2 separate regions of the Homo sapiens genome follow, and region 2 is linked to region 1. Evidence: chromatin loops called from intact Hi-C (ENCODE). Cell type or tissue: endothelial cell of umbilical vein. All regions are shown on one strand.

Evidence for each region. Hi-C counts contacts between places; a loop is a spot of excess contacts. Peaks named below come from ENCODE experiments on the same cell type or tissue, not always from the same donor. Only the 100,000 strongest peaks of a DNase experiment are listed, where the experiment ranks them.
Region 2: a loop joins it to region 1, with 5 times the contacts of the local background. A loop is called at or near these places in 5 of 110 quality-filtered maps.

Annotation. Positions count from the first base shown.
Region 1 is chr10:17,427,487-17,435,486 of GRCh38, forward strand. All of the region lies in intron 2 of ST8SIA6 (ST8 alpha-N-acetyl-neuraminide alpha-2,8-sialyltransferase 6), which reads right to left. Among named protein-coding and RNA genes, the nearest start is that of ST8SIA6, 23 kb to the right of the region's middle. In endothelial cell of umbilical vein, a CTCF peak has its summit at 3,439 (motif pointing left); DNase peaks (open chromatin) are centred at 1,375 and 3,445.
Region 2 is chr10:17,509,465-17,517,464 of GRCh38, forward strand. No RefSeq gene overlaps it. Among named protein-coding and RNA genes, the nearest start is that of ST8SIA6, 59 kb to the left of the region's middle. In endothelial cell of umbilical vein, no CTCF peak of the experiment used is centred here; DNase peaks (open chromatin) are centred at 2,017 and 3,157; H3K27ac peaks cover 4,075 bases.

The DNA of each region.
Region 1 (8,000 bases):
GAAGAGGCCTCTTCAAAGTGCGCTGCACCATCACAGCATGAGCCGAAGCCATAGAACAATCAGCAGCTTTGTCTTTGCTGCCTCACAGTTACAGAGGAGAAGGTGATGGGATTTCCTTTCTATAGATCAAGGTCACGGAGACAGTCAAGTGAAAACAAGAACTTGAGGATGGCAGCTGAATGTGAATTCAGCCAAAGTCCTGATATACATGGACATTCTTCTCCAGGGACAGTATGACAAGGGGTTTCCAAAAAAGACAATATTGAGAACTGAAGTCAGACTCAGTCTCACAGAGGCAATCATTGGACACTTGCCTGTTGATAAGGCGATGCCTTGCACTTCGTCCTTTATTCCTGAAGGAGCAGGAGCAATGGCCTATCAGAAATGGCCAGGTATCTTGGATTCATGGAAACACACTTGCTGATGAAAAGAGGACAGCCCTGACTAGCACTTTCTCTTTTTGCCTCTGAGTTTGAGTAGGCAAGAAGTACACAAGAGTCCTTCTATTTGTATGAAGAAAAAGAAACAAGATCATCGTGTTTATTGTCAGAGCATTTTGAGACATTGTTTTGACTTCATTTTAAGCCCTGTTAACTTTTAGTCTTATCTCTAGCAGATTTCCTCACTAAAGTGAGTGACCAAATCTCCCTCAATGCCCATTTCTTTAAATGCTATCGCATAAAACCTGGAACATGTATTCCATAGGTTGCTTTGATGATAAGCAGATAATATGTGCCAAGCACCCAGCTGGGTGTGTCCTGGTGCAGCCGCCATCGGCCCTTCCCCTCCCCTCCCCACACTCTGGCCCTCCTTAGTTGTCTTGCTGATGGCTTCCTGTCTGTAGAGCACATTACAAACCCTAATACTTTCATTCATTCACTGATGTAGCAAATGCTTATTTTTATTTGATATATGACCCTCCATAAATGCTGGAGATACAAAAATGATGGGTAGTCCCTGCTGTTGCATTGTTCTCAATCTACCCTAGAAGTGGGCAAATAAAGTCAGTCGACACTGGCGTCATACTGACCTATGTGGAGAAACACACAGGGAGAAAGTTACAGAGAGGAGAGGCCGTTGGAAGGGCTTCCCGAGGAAAGCAGCCGCTGAGCTGTGTCTCCAGGGAGGAGCTAAGCAGCCGGCTAGGTAGAAGAGGAGGCGGCCAAGCAGAAGGAACAGCAAGTAAAAGGGCGCAGAGGCCAGACAGAAGAATGTGTCTGAATTGATAGAAAAGGGGACAGGAAGGTGAAGAGCAGTGCCAAGAAGCAGAGGACAGCCACAGAGCTGGCATCGTGTGATGCGGAAGGCATGGTCAAATTCGAGGAAGCAAGTAATACAAGGATAGATGCCTGTTGGCTATGTTGCCGACCATCTCGGCAGAAAGCCTGCTGGGAGAACAGTAGGTGGGGCAGAAGTCAGTCCATGATAACCTGAGATATGAATGGGGGTTGAACGCTGTCAACATGTTATGTGGCTTTTGTGGCCTGAGCTGCACCGCCACACCCCCTTCCTGTTGTGTGTGGGGATTCATGATGATATTAGTAGCACATACAGTAAGCGGGATCTGGGGCTTCATTTAACATCTTGTGTTTCGTTCTGTAGTGCCCCCTCCTCCTGTTGGTTTATATCTAGTATTAGTAGATATATCTCTTTAAAACTTGGTTTCATATTTTGGACTACATCAATTACCCTTACAATTTATGATCGCTTATTCATTTATACTGCCAGTTTTTCACTTTAGGGATATAATAGATCATCACCACGACTAACCCCACCACCAGCACCCCCACATACTCCTCAGTACTTTTTCTACCTTTTATTTCTATTTTTCTTTTCTGTTTTCGAGGCAGGGTGTCACTCTGTTGCCCAGGCTGGAGTGCAGTGGCATGAATTCAGCTTTTCTTTTACTTGCTGTTCCTTCTGCTTGGCCGCCTCTTCCTCCACCTGGATGGTTGCTTAGCTCGTCCCCGGAGACACAGCTCAGCGGCTGCTTTTCTCGGGAAGCCCTTCCAACTGCCTCTCCTCCCTTTCACTTTCTCCCTGTGTGTTTCTCCCTGTGTGCCCATGAAATCTTCAACTCCCACCTCCCGGGCTCAGGTGATCCTGTCACCTCACCCTCCTGAGAATACCTGGGACTACAGGTGCATGCCACCGTGCTCAGCTAATTTTTGTATCTTGTGTAGAGATGGGGTCTCACTATGTTGCCCAGGCTGGTCTTGAACTCCTAGGCTCAAGCGATCTGACCGCCTCAGCCTCCCAGAGTGTCAGGATTACAGGCGTGAGCCACAATGCCTGGCCTTACTTTTTCAACTTCTATTTGTACTTCACGTTTTACCATTTGGAGCTTCATTTAGCATCTGGTACCTTCTTCTATAGCATCTCTTCTCTTCCAAATATTTATATTCTTTGTTAAAATTTTTTTATTTCAATAGTTTTTGGGGTACAAGTGTTTTTTTGTTACATGGATGAATTGTACAGTGGTGAATTCTGAGATTTTAGTGCACCCATCGCCGGAGCAGTGTACATTGTACCTATGTGTAGTTTTTTGATCCCTAGCCCTCCTCCCATCTTCCCCTTTCTGAGTCTCTAAAGACCATTATATGCACCCTGTATGCCTCTGCATACTCATAGCTTAGCTCCCATTTATAAGTGAGGATATACAGTTTTTGATTTTCTACTCCTGTGTTACTTCATTAAGAATAATGGCCGCCAGCTCCATCCAGGTTGCTGCAAAAGACATTATTTTGTTTCTTCTTATGGCTGGGTAGTATTCCATGGTGTATATACACCACATCTTCTTTATCAACTCATTGGATGGGCACTTACGTCAGTTCCACATCTTTGCAATTGTGAATTGTGCTACTATAAACGTGTGTGCATGTGTATTTTTCATATAGATTTCTTTTCCTTTGGCTAGATACCTGATAGTGGGATTGCTGGATTGAATGGTAGATCCACTTTTAGTGGAATCTTCACGCTGTTTTCCATAAAAGCTGTACTAATTTGCATTCCCACCAGCAGTGTCTAAGTGTTCCCTTTTCCCCATCCTCGCCAACATCTGTTGTTTTTGACTTTTTAATAATGTCCATTTTTTTTGCCAGAGTAAGGTGGTATCTCACTGTGGTTTTAATTTGCATTTCCCTGATGATTAGTGGTGTCAAGCATTTTTTCCTATGTTTGTTGGCCATTTGTATATCTTCTTTTGAGAACTGTCTATTCATGTCCTTTGCTCACTTTTTGATGGGATTATTTTTCTCTTGCTGATTTGTTTGAGTTCCTCGTAGATTCTGGATTCTAGCCCTTTGACAGATGCATAGTTTGCAAATATTTTCTCCCATTCTGTGGGTTGTCTATTTGCTCTGCTGATTATTCCTTTTATGTTCTTATTAAGGTTACGTGAAAGACTTGCTCAGTGTGATCTGGGGCTCCCTCTTGTGGCAGACAGTGGCCCAAAGCCATTCCCAAACCCCTTTCCTTTCCCTGCCTTCAATACACAGGCACCAAGCGAGACATTTATATTTCTAGACTTCCAGAAGCCAAGGCTGAGCATGTGACACTTATGGCTAAAAAGATTTAGGCAGAAATCTTTGAGTAGGGATTTCCTTTTCAACTACAAAGGCAAAGCCTCATTAGGAAGAAGCCCTTTGCTCTCGTCCTTTTTTCTCTTCTCAACTGTGATGCAGACTGCCCCAAGGGCTGCCACCTTTGGCCGACATGAGGATGAGAACTAGCCGCTGAGGATGGCTGGAAGTCACCTGAGGATCAGGTAGCTCCCACCCCGAGATGGAGGGTAAGGGAAAGAAAGTCAGGGCAGGTCTTTTGAACCACATTTGTAACATTTATATAAAAGAAATTTCTTCACAGTGCTGTTTTAAAAGTATTTTAAGCACATCATTTCAAAGTGTGACCGGAATAATGATATACCAATTTGAAAGCAGTTATTTTAGTGAATAAAAGTTTCGTTTTAAGGGGGGGGAAAGGGTGTGACTGTAATATAGATTTATTTGGATTTCTGAAAAATATAGCCCGCCTGGGCTATGGTAGAAAAAGCATAAACTGTTAGAACAACAACGCAGAGCCCGCTGGAAAAACAAGGAAAGAATTCAGAAAGCCAGCGTGAGATCCTCTCTGTCCTAAAAACAACCCTGCGGGAAGGCGTCCTGGGTTCAAGTCCCAAGTTGTATACTTACTAACTGTGTGACCTTAGGCAAATCACTGCAATTTCTCTGTGCCTCATGGTCTTCGTTTGGAAAAAAAAAAAAAAAAAGGAATTTGCCCAACAAATAGTCAGTTTCTACTATATGCCATTATTATTCCAGGCACAACAGTAAATGAAACAGACAAACATCTCTGTCCACATGGAGCTCGCTGCCTAGTAGGAGGAGATAGATAAGAACAAGTACTGTGAAATATATGTGGTGTCATATGGTGAAAAGTGGTACAGGAAAAAATAGGGCAAAGAAAGAGGAAGCGGAAAGTAGGGATAGGAGTGGAGGCTGAAGGGAGAGACAGCCGGAAGCCGGAAGCCGAAAACCGGAAGCAAGAAGTAGACTAGGTGGGTATCTGGGGGATGCTCATGAAAGACCCTTAGTCCAGGAAGAGAACACTGTTGGAGACAAGGCGCCAGAGCATACTATGTTCTAGAAATAACTGGAAGTTCCATGCAGCTGGAACACAGTGAGCAAGTAGAATTGAAAGAGATGAAGTCAGAGAAGCAGTGGGGACCAGATTTTTTAATGACTCACCAGCCTCGGAAAGGACTTCAGCTTTCACTGAGTGAACTGAGGAGTCACTGGAGGAGAGGACAGGATGGAGTTTGTATTTAAAAGGACCACTTAGTGTGCTGTTTTGAGAATAGATTCTGGAAGGGGACACTAGTTCTGAGGCAATTACAACAATCCGGGCAGACAGGAGGAGAAGGTCCTTTTCCACCCCACGCATTTGCCGTGATGTAATGCGTACGAATGTGAATTTCAAGAGACTACCTGCGTTTATGATACATTATTATTGCCAGTTTATGACCTTTATGCTAAAAACATGCTAGCAGGAAAAAATATAGCCAACAAATGCAGTTGCATATGAGTTCACAGACAATGATAAACACACTTTTCAGCTTTTCAAAGAGTTGACACCAAATTGGTGTCTGATTTAGATCCTGCTTAATGGCTCAAGGAAACAGATGAGTGAGACCTGTTAAAGCAAACTAAATATGGCCTGAGGACTCCGTACTTCTATATTTGGGTCCTTGTGGACGAACTGTAACCTAGCTTAATAGTCAGACAAGATTGAAAAGCTAACTTAGAAGTATGTGCCTATAACAATAGCTGAGTTTTGGCCAATCCCAGCGGCCATACTTCAACGACTCATAGACTGCTAAGTGTTCAAACTGTGTTCAAATAAGACAAACGCCAACCTGTAACCAACCCAGCTGTTTCTGTACCTCACTGCCAATTTCTATGTGTCACTTCCTTATTTATTTATTTATTTATTTGTCTATAAATTCACTCTGACAATGAGGCATCCCTGGAGTCTCTCTGAATCTGCCGTGATTCTGGGAGCTGCCCAATTCATGAATCGTTTGTTGCTCAATTAAACTCCTTTAAATTTAATTTGGCTGAAGTTTCTCTATTAACAGACCAATGACAGGTCACATCCCAACTTCTCTGGCTTCTTTATATGACTCAGGAACATTTTAAATCTGGGGGAAAAAAAATAACCTGTACCTTTCCTCAACAGGACAATAACACATTTTTATATCAGCTTGTTAAACACACGTGACACATCTATATCAAGTTGTTACACACACACCCTTGCTTAAATAATTGTTAAACACCTGTGGTCCAAAAAAATAATCACAGGGCATCACTAATTTATTTGCCAGATTAAAGATGTAAGATAGAGCTTTAATATCCAACCGTTGGTAATCACGGAAATTCCAATTAAAACAAAGAGATACCATTTTCGCCCATCAAGCTAACAAAAATATAAACATAATAATACTTAATGTTCATGATAGACCCCAACTGATCAGAAACAGATGCTGGGTCCATGGTAGGCACTTCCCCAGTGTAGACAGCCACTCAACCAGGTATCCACCTCTGGAGTCCCTGGAAGGAGGGCCAGGGGCTGGGGACAGAGCACCTGGGACTCAGGGATGCAGCCCTCTCAGCACTTTAATAACTGGTATGGCCATCCTGGCTTGAATATCAGCTCTGCCTCACTGTAGCCCCAGTAATCTCTCCAAATTACAGACTTCATCAGGTCATTCACCTGAAAAGCCTTCAGTAGAGTCTCAAAACCTGTGAGATAATGCCTGAATTATTTAGCAAGGAGTGCCCCTTTGTTTTCTAGCCCCCCTATCTACTTTTCCAGCCTCACATTCACCTGTCCTCAACACATATCCTGGGACCCAGCCATCCCGAGGGATTTTTCAGCTTCACAAACCCATCTTGTTCTTATATCCTTAAGCCTTTAGATGTGGTGCAAATGTCTTCTTCCCTGCTTGCCTGCTCAAGGAATTTCTACTTATCCTTCCAAGACTCAAAACAGGCACTTGTACCTGTTTAGCCTCCCCTGGCTTCTCTCCCCTGGGCTACCCCCTCTTCATGCCTAGACATATCTCAAGGACAGCATTTATGCAGAATGGTCATTACACATGCTGCTTCCCACTCTCTAGATGGGGGACTCCTTGGGAGCAGGGACAGATGCTTTCTTGGGACTATGTCCACAGATTCTGAAACTCCGGCTGACCAGGGCAGAGTCCCAGAAAATCTTCTAAGATTCAACAATTGACGTGCTTTGCTACAAACACTGCAGATCTGGACCTAGCACCTGCCTTCCTAAGGAAAGAAGGATGTTTTTACCCGATCAAATTAGGTACCACCTGCATATTCACCCTGTTGGTACCCAGGCTCTAAGATAAGAGCACAGGTTTCCTGCAGCATAAATATCCACTGAACGGATGAATGAAGCCATTAATAACCTTTTGACTGTGTGCTAAGAGTCAGTACTGTGCTGAGAAGAATATTTTCAAAAGAAAAGAAAATCATCTTTTTGAGTGAGTTGGGATAGAATCTTTGGATATAAATTCATTCTTTTCTTAGGGGACTTGCTCTTAATGAAACTCAGGGTGAATGAGGCGGATGTGCTTATTCCCTGGACCTTCCTGAAAGTACAGTGCAATCCCACAAATACAGCCTGTACGCAGCAGGAATGAAGGGTGAACCTGTGTCTGTAGGTGTTGGGAGGACACACACACACACACACACGGGAAAGGAAAACTGAGTTGGTTAACTGCAACTTGGGTAAAGTAAATAATGAGGCCTCAGTGCATGTTCACTGGCATGGTTTATGGTTTCTCTTGTGACTTTCTGGAGAGGGCAACTTTCTGGAGGTGGCCACCAGAACACCAGCTTCCGCCTTTAAGGCTGGGCACAGACTCTCCGACCCACCCACACAGATTGGGGCAGCTCCAAGCTCCCAGATTCGGCAAGGACTCCCATGCTGAGAAAGCTCTCCAGGTTATTTTCAAAAATGGCCTGGGGCCTAAATTACACTCAGGGGGATGCCAGCCCCCTGGAAAGCCCCCTGAAGCTGACCATGCGTGGCTTATTCTGCATTCCTTGTTGCTGCTGCATATCTGAATTCATTAAGTTTGACTTCGTAATCTGAAGAGATTCAAAGATCTGAGCTGTTCTCTTGCCTCTCAGTATGGTATGTGGCTTCTAGGCCAAATTCTATCACTTCCAGGTCTCCCCAAGGTCCTCTGTCCCCAAAAGCCTGTCATATGTGCTCACCTCCTTCTTCCAAGTCCCCTAAATGTCCAGAAAGCTTTATCTCCATTTCCTATGAGACACACTGCAGCTTATCTCTGTTTCACCATCTGGAGCCTAATTCCCATGAGGGCAAAGACCATGAGGAACACAGCCTTCAGCTTTGTGGCCTGGGACAAGTTACTGACCTCTCTGTGTTTTGGCTTCTCCTTTGGTAAAATGAGAATA
Region 2 (8,000 bases), 82 kb after region 1:
GTTTCATGAGAACACAAATTTTATTCAGTAATGAGACTAAATATAATAACTGAGAAGAATGTTATTGCAAAATATCAGGCAAATGAATTATTGTTTTCATGACAAAGGTCTTCAAAGCGACAAGAGAGAGATTGTATATTAAGCAACTTTAGTAAAATATTCTGTATGTAATGAAATAAAAAAATTTAAATTGGGATTTGCACATCCTTGTTTTTGTGTCTAGATCAGGTTCTTGAAAAACCAACTTAATTGTGTATATAATTGATATTTATTAAAGTATAGATTTTAAAATATTACCCTATTAAATTGTTCACAGTGTTGAGGCATTTCCACTGCTTTGTTGTCAAAAACACACGTCTAACTTCTAATAATTCCTTAAAAGTTTCCTTAATTTTATTTTCCCTTCTATATTTCCACACTAGTGAACAAATTCATTTGGTAGAAATGGTATTTTAGAGATGATATTCAAGTACGTATTATACTTGGATGAAAATAAACAAAGTAATGATGACTTGTTTTTGAGTCTTTCAATTTTTTCATTCTTACTGTGGCTAGAGTACGACTATTCTAATAAAAACATCCTGTTTTAAAGAATCAAAACATAGCAAATGTATCACATTATATCGAGATTTGAATTTAAGATAATGAAAATTATTGCAAATAAAATAACAGCTTGTATTTGGCAATCTGTAGCCAGAGACTATGATATGACAAATAAAAATATTTTTAATCAGAGAAAAAAATATTGGAAAAGAATTTCCTTCTGTTAGCACAATTAATTTATAAAATGCTGGTAAATATCTACCCTTTACAGTGTGACGCTATCTATAAAGCTTTGCAGTTATTTAATTCATAAAGCAACTCTCCTTTTACAGGTAGCAAAAAAGAGATACTAAAAAACTGGCCTGTGGTCTCACAACCCACAAGGAACTTGGGACTCTAAAGTTGAACCTCTCACAGCACTAACCGCAAACAAGAGTTTTGGTGGCCTTTGTGATACCAGAGAACAGCTTCTCTTTTCTGTTCTAGTGCTTCAAGTTGACAGTGTTGCTAATGATTTAGGATCAAGATCATTAATTCTACACATTTTACTACATTAAAAAAATTTTTTTTGAGACAGGGTCTCACTGTGTCATCCAGGCTGGAGTGCAGTGTCACAAATACAGCTCACTGCAGCCTTGATTTCCTGGGCCCAATCAATCCTCCTGCTTCAGCCTCCTGTGTAGCTGGGACCACAGGCACGTGCCAACATGCCCATCTGATTTTTTTTTTGTAGAGATGGGGTCTTGCTATGTTGTCCAGGCTGGTCTCGACCTCCCAGGCTCAAGCGATCCTCCTGCCTCAGACTCCCAAAGTGCCAGGATTGCAGGTATGAGCCACTATGCCCAGCCCATTTTTGAAATAACATATGGAAAGCAGAGTTATGTTAGCAAAAATTCTTAAATTTGTAATGCCAACATTTCAGCAATTCTTTAGCTGGGGAAAAAAAGAAGTACTAATAGTGCAAATTCTTGGTTAAATAATTTTAACTAGCAATAAATTATCATTGTATAATATTTGAAAAAAGAAGGGAATGTTAAAAGACAATAATCCTGCCCAGAGACATCGTACAAAATTTTAGCAGCTGGATAGAAGTATTGCTGTTTTGCAGTGAGCCTAAGGGATTATTTGGTCCAGTTCCCATCTTCGGTAGCGAAGGCATTTTTTATCCAGTAAGGTTAAGTGACTTATCCAGATTGCGTGGCCACTAAATGGTGGAGAGAAGACAAGAACCTCAGTCTCTTGCTTCTCCACGTACTTTACCTTTCTGTGCTTGACAACATCCTTTTAACTTCTGTACAGAGAGGGGACCCAGCCTGCTGGAGGAAAGGCCCAAGAGAAGTCGCTGATCCCAGCTAAGGGAAGTAGACATGTAAGCCCCAAAGAGAATGCTTGCAATTTACAGACTAGCCAGAAATTTACAGCTTTTATCAAACGCATTCAAATACGTTTGAAAAACAAGAACGTCCACAGTCCGGATGGGTGATCATGAGTTATATCAGCCCATCTGCGTGATCATCACACTTCTGATATGACTCATTGTCACTTCAGAAAGTATTTGTTATGGTTTGAATTTCTGCATCTGTTTCTGGAAGTTGTAGGGGGAAAAGTTGAATTAACTTTGAATTATCAATACTACTGCAGAAAACTAAAAAATGATTTGCATTTATTTTATCTTATTTTTATTTTTGAGACAGGGTCTCACTCTCTCACCCAGGCAGGAATGTAGTGGTGCCATCACAACTCATGCAGCCTCAACCTCCTGGGCTCAAGCAATCCTCCCACTTCAGCCTCCTGAGTAACTGGGGCAACAGGCACGCACCATCACGTCAGGCTAATTTTTTTTTTTTTAAGAGATGTGGTCTCACTATGTTGCCCAGGCTTGTCTCGAAGTCCTGGGCTCAAGCAATCCTCCCATTTTGGCCTCCCAAAGTGCTGGGATTACAGGTGTGAGCCACTGTACCCAGCCAAGGTTTGTGATATTTTAAAACAAGGGCTAATACAAATTACTTGTAAAACAAGTCTCAAGTATATTTTTAAATTCTAGATTGGTTTTCTCCTTTATTCCCCAATCCTAGTGCCACTTCCAAGGCTACATATACTCACAGAATTAAAATAATTATAATATCCATCTAAAGAATATTTTTAATAGCATGACTATCTTGCCACATTCAGACACAAACAAGCTTATTACACATCTTTAATTTTATTACTTAAGTGCTCACTTGCCCAGAATTGCCCCCAAGAATTCTGGAAGTTTTTCCAAGAGGAGAGAAAACTGTGAATCTGATCAGTCCTGACTTTCATTTTCATTGTTTAATGCTGCTGCCAGATAGTTTCTTGAAGACCCTGTGTCATTGTCTACTCTGGTTTCCAATGATCCTACTGCTCAGACCGTGAAGTTTCTTAAAAGGAGAAAGATCCCTCTCTCTGTGGTACTTCACAGCAGGGCCCTTATGACTATAGTTCTTTTATTTGCATTCACCTACTCAGTGCCCTAAGCCCATGCAGACTAGCAGAAGCAGGAGCAATTTCCAGCCTCATCCAAAGGTTGCCCTGAAACCAACAAGCAAGGTCCTATGTTGATCCTGGCCACAAGCCCAGACAATCCCTTCCTGATATGAGTTCTGTCTTGGAAATTCCTGGTATCCATGCAAGCCAGCCTCAGACATTAGTCAGCACCACCTCAGTTCTCAAAGCAGTTCTTCAATAACAGAAACAGTAATGACATTAATACTTAAAAGCCTGTTCTAAGTACTTTGTTCATTTAATTCTCATAGGAATCCTTTCAACTTTTGCCACATTTTTCTGATGAAGGAATGGAGCTATCAAGAGATTAGGTAGCATAGCTTGTAACTGGCGGGAGGATTTGAACCTAGGAAGGCGGACTCCAGAGCCGGTACTTGTAACCACAGCTCCCTTAAATTCCAAAGGGAAGAGATTGAGGTCTCTGTTTCCTTGGAGGTTCCCGGAGCCCTGTGTAAGAATGTCCCTCCTGTCTACTTCCCCAAACCCAATACTTTAAAGATTATAGAGCAGAGACTTTGTCAAACAACAAATAGTATTGCATGATCCACTCCACAGAGCAGTTAGGCACCTCCGTGTCTGGGTAGACAGAGGCCACACAAGTGATCCTTCCAAGAATGAAAAATAAAAGTCACTGTCAAAGGTGATTTTTGGTCTCCATCTGAGTGAGAAGTGTCTAGAAACTTTTAAAACAATGGTTTAGGTTTTTTTGTTTGTTTGTTTTTTGTGGGGTTTTTTTTTTTTTTTGAGATAGAGTCTTGCTCTGTTGCTCAGCAGGTTAGAGTGCAGTGGCACAATCTTGGCTCACTGATGTAACCTTTGCCTCCTGGGTTCAAGCCTTTCTCCTGCCTCAGCCTCCCAAGTAGCTGGGATTACAGGCATGACCCACCACACTTGGCTAATTTTTGCATTTTTAGCAGAGACGGGGTTTACATCATGTTGGCCAGGCTGGTCTCAATCTTCTGACCTCAAGTGATCCTCCCACCTCGGCCTCCCAAAGTGCTGGGATTACAGGCATGAGCCACTGCACCCGACCCAAAACAATGGTTTTTAATATGGCAATCATAAAACTTGCATCAGGGGGAAATGACATCTTTATTTTCACTATCTGTTCACTGAAATCTAGCATTTTCTTCACTTATAAATATTGGTAACAAACTGTAACAGTATTAGCAATACCTGTGGTTTTATGACCACTTGAAATCACATATATTTTCATATCACAGCAATTTGCAGATATGTCAGAAGATCACTTCTACCTACTCACTACTTTGAAATTCTGCTAGTCACAAGACTAACATAACTAAATCTTATGTTCAGATGCCAATAAAGAAGCACCTATATTGCTACATTGCAAATACATTTTTAATAGTTTGGTAACTACATTTCTTTTTTTTTTTTTTTTTTGAGTTGGAGTCTCGCTTTGTTGCCCAGGCTGGAGTGCAGTGGAATGATCTCGGCTCACTGCAAGCTCCGCATCCCAGGTTCAAACTATTCTCCTGCCTTAGCCTCCGCAGTAGCTGAGATTACAGGCACCCGCCACTATGCCTGGCTAATTTTTTGTATTTTTAGTAGGGATGGGGTTTCACCATGTTGGTCAGGCTGGTCTCAAACTCCTGACCTTGTGATTCCCTTGCCTCAGCCTCCCAAAGTGCTGGCATTACAGGCGTGAGCCACCACGCCCAGCTGGTAACTACATTTCAATAGAATTGGTGTGCTTTGTAATCCTATGTATCCTGTTTAATGCATTTTAAAACATCATTCTGAGAAGAGATCCATAGGCACAAAGATATTCAGATCCCTGTTTAAAATGGATTTCTCTCTCATGCTCCAGAGCTTTAATCCCTTTCGAACAATCTCTGTGTGTCTCATAGGCGTTGGTTTCATTCATTCAACACAGCAGTTCCTGTCTTCCATCTCGAAGGTCAGCTCTAGACCCTCCCAGAGAGCCCAGAAACAGCGGATCAAATTTGGAGGTCCTGCCACAGAAAGTTCTATTACCTGGGCTTAGAAATCAAGCCAAAACATAGCTTTCTTTGAGGGGAGAGGAGGAACTGGACAGGGCAGGTGTGTTTTCTGGGCCTCTGGAGAAGACAGGAGGACATATAGACCAGCGCTCCCTGGCCTATCTGGGTGTGGAGGGAAGACACCAAGCTGAGCAGAGGAGACCGGTGCCTTTCCAGCAGGCACCGCTGAAATGTAGTGGGCATCATGTCATGTCACGTGTGGCTGCACGACAGGCCATAGAATGCCATGGTTAAGACCACGGACTCTTGAACTTTACCACCTGGGTTGGTTTTCTACCTCCACCACCTCCTAGCTATAGATCTCAGCCATGCTGCATAGCTTCTCTATGCGTCAGTTTTCTCATGCATAAAATGGGAACAACTGTGCTCACTTCATCGAGTTGTTAACTACAGATTCAAAGCATTATACATGTAAAGTGCCTAGCACTTAGTAAGCGCTCCAAAAGAGTACTCTGACTACAATCTCTCCCTTTGCCAGTACTACGATCAGTATTATTATTTATAGTTTTCCCCATCATTAGGAGGATGCACAGGGTTGGCCGATAAGGTGTTTCAATGTAATCTACCAAGTACTTCAGTTCGTCACCATTTAGGGTTGTGCATATTATGACTCCTGACTATTAGGTGGCTGTATCAGTCAGGGGTTTCCAGAGGAACAGAACCAATAGCATGTGTGTATCTACATGGGAGATGGAAGGAGGTTTATTTTAAGGAATTGGCTCATGGGATTATAGGAACTGGCAAGTCTGAATTCTGCTGAGTAGGCCAGCAGGTAGAGATCTATGGAGAAGCTGATGTTGCAGCTCAAGTCCAAAGGCAGTCAAGAGGCAGAATTCTCTCTTGCCCAGGACACTGCAGCCTTTCTTCTCTTCCGGACTTCATCTGATTGCATGAAGCCCGCCCACATGATGGAGGGTATCTAATCCATTCTGACTGCTACAACAAATTATCATAGCCGGAGTAAGAGAGTCTGTAATAAACAACCACCAACATTTATTTCTCACAGTTCTGGGGGCTGGGAAGTCCAAGATCAAGCTGTTGAGAGGGCTGGCGTCTGCTTCTTGTTGTGCAGACGGTTGCCGTCTCGTTGTATCTTCTCATGGTGGAGAGCAGAGAGAGACATTTTGTGTCTCCTCCTCTTTTTTGTTTTTTTGTTTTTGTTTTTGAAACAGAGTCTGCCTCTGTTGCCCAGGCTGGAGCGCAGTGGCACGATCTCAGCTCACGGCAACCTCTGCCTTCCCAGTTCAAGCAATTCTCCTGCCTCAGCCTCCTCAGTAGTTGGAATTATAGGCACCTGCCACCACACCCAGATAATTTTTGTATTTTTAGTAGAGATGAGGTTTCACTGTGTTGGCCAGGCTGGTCTTGAACTCCTGACCTTGTGATCTGCTGGCCTCGGTCTCCCAAAGTGCTGGGATTACAAGCATGAGCCACTGCACCTGGCCTCCCTTCCTCTTTTTATAAGGGCTCTAATCCCATTCATGGGGGTGCCTCTCTCATGACCTAATCATCTCCCCCAGGCCACACCTCTGAATACCATCACAGTGGGGACTGAGGTATCAACATATGAATTTGTGGGGGGGGCAAACACTCGTTCTCTAGCAGAGGGTAATCTGCATTCTTCAAATCTACTGATTTAATCACACCTTAAAAAATACCTTCACGGCAAGATCCAGACTGGTGTTTGAGCAAATATCTGACTACCATGGCCTAGCCAAGTTGATACATAAAATTAACTGTCGCAGAGCCATGATCACAATGGATTTATCATAGACAAATGCTACTTTTTGCTCTGCTGATGAAAATCCATCTTCACCAAGGCCTAACAGTTGTAGACGAGGACAGAGCCATCTACCAGATAGGTCGCCAATTCTGATGAGACAACATGTTTCTGCAGAGAGCACACTGAAATCTCTGAGAACTGTGTTTCACTACCTAAGTCAGGGCCTTGAATTCAAACAGTTGAAATTCTGCTTTCTCTTCTCCATACTGGAATTTCCCAAGAATGGGAGTCATGCATGTAACCACCGACCACAGAGCCAGGACAGTCCTGTGGCCATTACAAAGCAGCACATCTATTTAATATTATTTCACTGGAAACCAGGTTACAAACAAGTCCAGGACGGAATCCTCTCACTGATTCATGAAGTGTTTCTCAGGATGAAATGCATCTTTGCGGGTAATTTGATGGCTCGTCCACTGAATGCCTGCTTGGAGAAGGAGGAATCTCCCAGTTATGAAGAAATGCCCGCCTCTTCTTCCACTGGGCTGTGGGGACCTAGCCAAGATGCAATTTCCAGAGACAAACAATAGAATTGAAATAAATATAATGGTAATTCAGCAAATACTATTTTTGTCCTTTTGCAGGTTGATCATAGTGGTAGCTACAGCGGTATGCCTCTCAGATTTCCTTCCAGAGAGTCTACTGCAGGGAGTCTCTACTCGCCGCCCCCTGGGATCCATCATGACATTCATTCTGAGGACAAGAGTCCTCTGTGTTGCTTCCACAGTGGGGATACCAGAGCTGGCCTGTGCGGGACTCCTCCAACAGGTGCCCTTGCTTGGGGCTCTCCTCAGCCTGGTCAAGTCTCTCAGAGCTGTGCTGCAATCTGGGGCCAGCGCAGGGGCTCACACCTGTAATCCCAGCACTTTGGGAGGCCAAGGTGGGTGGATCACTTGAGGTCAGGAGTTCGAGAGCAGCCTGAGCAATATGGTGAAACTCCCTGTCTACTAAAAATACAAAAAATTAGCTGGGTATGGTGGCATGCGACTGTAATCCCAGCTACTGGAGAGGCTGAGGCAGGGGAATTGCTTAAGCCCAGGAGGCAGGTGCAGTGAACCGAGATTGCGCCGCTGCATGCCAGCACCTGGGTGACAGAGCAAGACTCTGTCAAAATCAAAAAAAAA